Regions from separate parts of the Mus musculus genome. Here region 2 is linked to region 1. Evidence: chromatin loops called from intact Hi-C (ENCODE). Cell type or tissue: heart. All regions are shown on one strand.

Region 1 (2,500 bases):
CATAGAACTCTTTGTCAAAATAAAGCATCACTAGCACTCTGGATAATGATTTATTAGTAACCTAAATTCTACACTCATTCAAAAATACAGCCAATGAATCCAAGCAGTTAATATTCCCTTCAACAATGTTGCTATTCCAGTAACACAAGATAAAAGTCCTCAACACAGCACACATGACCAAGCATAAGTTCCCCAACAGTTGAGAAAACGTCCTCTACTTAAAAAGACTCAATTTCAAACTAAGTAATTCGGTACCTGAAGAGAAACAAGGTTTTCCTTCATTACCTAAATAATGTTCGTAAATAAAACTTAAAATGCACATTACAATGGTAATCACCACAGAAAAGCTGATTCATAAATTATAAGTAGGAAAAAGTAGCCCCTGGAAAGGGGTGGGCAGGTGCCTTGTTACTATGCAAAGATCAAGGTTTCAGGAAGCAAGCTGGACACATCACAACTTCAATAATGGCTGTAACAAAGTCATGTCCCAGAGTGTTACCCAAAGTTTGAGACTTTCTATGCAAAGAACTCTAAGTATGAAACTCCCGTGACTAAAAATTAAAACATTTCATTTCAGTTACTGCAACTTCAAACAAGACGACTCATTGCATTTACATTGCTGTTGGGTTTTCCTTTTTTTTTTTTTTAATTTTGGTATAATACACATAGCCACTAAGATTATAGAAACGTCTTCAAACCAAGAAAACTTAACAAATAATCTTAAACTTCCCACGGAAAGTTTGAAAAAGCACCAGGGAACCACTCGACACGCATCACCCGCCACGGGACTTACTACTATCTGGCTGACGCAGAGTCTGATACGGACATTGGAAACCTGTCTTCTGGGGGCAATTGTGCAGTATCTGAGATGAACGCACAGCACACACTGGCTATGGTATGAACTGTCTCTTACACATCATTATTCCCAGCTTGTTTTTCAGCCCACCTGAGCACACACAAACTCAGAAGCCAGTCAACAGTAACGGTGCTTTCTTATCACAAGTACAAGGAAGTCCCCGGCAGGAAGCGGCAGGAAAGGTGCTCATCACCCTGCGCGGCTACGGCCAGGTCGGGGCCGAGCAGTGCTCGCCAGTGCCCGGCCTTACCTCAGGAGTCCGCTCGGGCGGCTTCTTCCTCAGTGCCTGCCGAGCGCCGGGGTCCACGGGCGAGTTCATGTCCGCAGCCACAGGCTCCCTAGCCTGCGTCTAGCTGCCCATTCTCCAGCTCCGGGTGTACGCCAGCCCCACCGGGAGGGAAATGAGAACTGTCGCAGGGTCCAAACTCAAGCAAACAAGTCTTCGCAACGCCCGCCCAGGGCCTCAGCCCACGCGCGACTGGCCAGAAAGACGCCTGCGCGGGGGCGAGACTGGCCGAGAACGCATGCGCATGCGCACGACGCGCACACTAACGCCCGCCTGGCCGTGACGTAGAGAGATGGGCGTGGAGGGGGCGGAGAATGAGCGGCTTGGCTTTTCTTCGCGAGACTCCGCCTCGGTTACAGGATTGTAGTTTCCGCATACCCAGCTTCCGGTTGAGGTTCCGGAAATGCTACGAGGGCGTCGCCAAAAATAGACTATCGGGTAGAGCTGTGGGTAAGATGCTTTGGTTTAGCGCTCGAGTCCGGAAACCGCGGGGCTCTTATGGCCCCGCGGAAATCGAGGCTGCCATTCAGCAAGCGGGGAAGCCCACGCACCGCTCCGCAAGCCACGGATCTCGGGGCAGTACTCGCGCACCTAGCCCACCGCAACCTTGTGGCGTATTCTACGCGACTTTAAAAAACAAAAACAAACCACGAAATCGATAGTGAAAGCTGCCTCAAAAAAAAAAAAAAAAAGAAGAAGAAAAAAAAAGAGAGAAAGAAAAAAGCGTTTTGAAGACTAGAGCTATAGTTCAGAGTAGCCTGCTGGTCTAGCGTGCACCAGATTGTCTTGGCTTCTGTGTGCAGAATTTTAGGATTTTCCTTTAAAGGGTTTAATGACCAAAAAGCCTCAGGTGGACTAAGGAACTCCTGATTCGAAAGTTGACAGATAACACCTGTGGGCTGTCAGAATCCTTGCCTTCTGAGAAGATCAGCATGCCAACTTGGTATTTATTTAGCACTTTGAGACTGTAGGGGAACCGACCCGCAGGTGAAATCTTATATCCCAGAGGTTTTTTCCCGTCCTATAGAACTTCAGGCCCTCTGCACCACCTGTGCAGCTTCCACTCCCGTGGAGAAACTGGTGTCACTTGTTCTGATTAAAGGACAGAACTTCTGTGGAGGTAGATCTGCCCTTTTATTTCCACTTGCCTCCATCCTAATCTAACAACCTTGACTAAAATCTGGGCAGTGAGAGTGAGTGGGTGGGGGCTGCTTTAACCTAAGCAGTGCTCAGAGCAAACCTCTCCACTCCGTTTTGTATTGAATTTTACATTCTAGTCTCTAACAAAATAAAGACAGCTTCAGTTTTGTTACTTGTCCTTTGGAACAAGAAAAGCTGCAAAAACTGATTGTTATTAT
Region 2 (2,500 bases), 410 kb after region 1:
ATGGGGGGCTGAAGGGGGATGTATATGAACTCAAGGAGAGAGCCCAGAGAAGTACGGGTTGGATGAAAGGGAGGAGACTAAGATGTCAATGGGGAATGAGCAGTGAGCCTACACATCAGCCCTGGACAGAAAGCACTGAGAGGCTCAGGGATGGAAGCAGGTCCACCAGCAGATGGACATTCCTCTGGGAGTGAGCTGCGCACGCAGGGAGTTTCCTGAGCTACGACCTCAATTCTCTACTACACTGGGGGGAGTTCCTGGCTAATATCTGAATCAAGACATTGGGGTAGGGGTTGACGCATGGGAGACTGGCACCGAATGGAAACCCAAAAGATCAGCACCAACAGCAACAGTGAGTCGCATCTAAGCAGTCTGACCTGTCCAGACAGCGGGGAGACAGAAGCAAATGGAGGTGTGTTACCTGGAAGTTCCCCTCTGGAAATCGTGTCCGGATCCAGTTTGTACGTGTCCTGAAGTCTCATCAGGGCTCTGGCAGCTCCAGACTCGTCCTCATCAGTGGGGAAGAATTGCCGCTGAACTGAGAGGTTAGCGACAAAACCTTCCAAATGACAGTGAGAACACAGGTCACTCTTGACCCAGCGGACAGTCACTACCTAGGTTTCTGGCTAATGAGATTTCCCTGTGCCTTCCCTCAAAGGCTGTCAGCAGGCTGGGGGCTCAGTGATGAAACACCTGTCTGGCACACATTCGGGGTGCGACACCAAAATAATAGTCGAAACAACAATAATAACTCACTCCCCTTCCTTGTGAAGTCCTATCTGGGGGCTCCTCTACAGAACTTTCTTAGCCCTCCCTGTGCTGTTCATTTGGAACCAAAAAGCCCTGCACACAACTTAGCACATAAGAGTTCAGTAGGCAGGGTATGAGCTTCCTAATACCCAAGGCCACAGCCCAGAGCCTAGACAGATTTGACCCCTGAAGCGGCCCCAGGTGGCTTTTTCCAGGGCCCTAAGCCCTGGTCCCAAGCCAGAGACACAGCTCCTGTTATTTTAGGGCTCTAAGTAGAAGCCAGGCCTTGCTATACTAATGATTCAGGCCTTTGAATTTGCCTAAGAACTGGGGACTGGGAGGGGCGCTCCAACACATTCTATCCCTGGCCCCTTTCCAAGAGTAGCAGCATCCCCTGCTATCCCCTCTCATCACACCAAGCCAGGGTGTCAAAGAGCTGCTACATCGTCTCCTTCACAGATATGTGGTCAGAAACTTGGAAGACTTTAGTATACAGGAAAAAAGAAAACCCCCTAGAAATAGCCACACGGTACTGTCAGGGTTCCCCCTTATCTCAGGGGCAAGCAGCCAACATCAGAGATGAAAATAAGCGATTGCTCTCGGGACGTGTAATCACCTTCCAGGTAATCACAGCATTTCCACATGGCAATGGAGGGAGTGGGGACGACAAGATCAGACGTCGGAGCGTGGAGATCTATTGTCTGCATCTGTGCGGGCTTCCTTGCCTACCTCTCCAGAAAGCAGGCAGAACAGCCTGTTCTGAGCTGTTCTGTGCAGCAGGCCCAGCCCAGGAAGGGAGGGTGAAGGGGGGTGGGGTCTGGGAAAGGCAGTGGCTTCTGGAGGCTGTGAGCTCACAGGCACAGCTCCAGCCGCTCTGAGCTCACCAATCCCTCCCCAGAGACTACCCAGCCCCCAGCCAACCCCAACCCAGGCGGGTCACGTGGCTGTAACCAGTCTCAGCCAGAGAGACAGCTAGTCTGAAGTTAATCAGCACTCAGCGAAGTGAAGAGGCCCGGCCCAGCCTGAGGCTGGGAAGCCCGTGGCCCACCTCCAGCCCACCCTTCCATTACCGATATCCTCTCCTCTGGGTAACAGGAACGTGTTCACTCGCAGAAGGTACTACCCCAGAAAAACAAATCTATGCTCTGCCCTGTAAATACCATTTCTAGGTCATTTAGCTTAGAAAAATAATCAGAGGCAGACCCAAAATGCATGTAAAAGAGGGCTGAAAAATTGGAAACAACTCCAGGTGCACTACGAGATGACCATACCGTCATTACAGTCACGGCACAGGCACACTTAAGCTGCATCTACAGAACCTGGGAAACGCAGGACTGAGCGCACGTTTGTGTCAATTCCACACAGACATGCGTTGTGCGTAAGAGACACATGTAGGACATATTCAGATGAAGCCTCTGTTACCCAGCTTGCCTCCGCCCACTTGGCTTATTTTTAATTCATTCATCCTTTAAAGCAAGTGAGTTTTAATCCTTTAGGCCATGCATAGCTCCAGTTTTTAATAACATGTTTGTACACATAAGCGGATTCTTTTGGTGTGTATGAACGTTTATAAACGTGTATGCGTACGTGTGTTTTCTTGTGGATGGGTGCATACGGATGCATGCGAATGTATATGGAAGCTCAAATTTGAAGTCACTTGTCTTCGTCAATCACCCTCTATTTATTTACTGAGGCAGGAGCGCCCACATGATCCCAGAGCTCATGGGTCAGCGAGTCTAGCTAGCCAGCT

The links. Peaks named below come from ENCODE experiments on the same cell type or tissue, not always from the same donor. Only the 100,000 strongest peaks of a DNase experiment are listed, where the experiment ranks them.
Region 2: a loop joins it to region 1, with 2.3 times the contacts of the local background. A loop is called at or near these places in 4 of 42 quality-filtered maps.

Annotation. Positions count from the first base shown.
Region 1 is chr11:54,521,725-54,524,224 of GRCm38, reverse strand. Rapgef6 (Rap guanine nucleotide exchange factor (GEF) 6) reads right to left here and starts at 1,380. Exons shown (of 29, transcript NM_001252494.1): 1 at 1,107-1,380. The coding sequence starts at 1,175. In heart, no CTCF peak of the experiment used is centred here; a DNase peak (open chromatin) is centred at 1,444; H3K4me3 peaks cover 2,491 bases; H3K27ac peaks cover 2,167 bases.
Region 2 is chr11:54,112,196-54,114,695 of GRCm38, reverse strand. It overlaps P4ha2 (procollagen-proline, 2-oxoglutarate 4-dioxygenase (proline 4-hydroxylase), alpha II polypeptide), which reads right to left. Exons shown (of 16, transcript NM_001136076.2): 6 at 422-559. Among named protein-coding and RNA genes, the nearest start is that of P4ha2, 13 kb to the right of the region's middle. In heart, no CTCF peak of the experiment used is centred here; DNase peaks (open chromatin) are centred at 1,045 and 1,555; H3K4me3 peaks cover 861 bases; H3K27ac peaks cover 1,936 bases.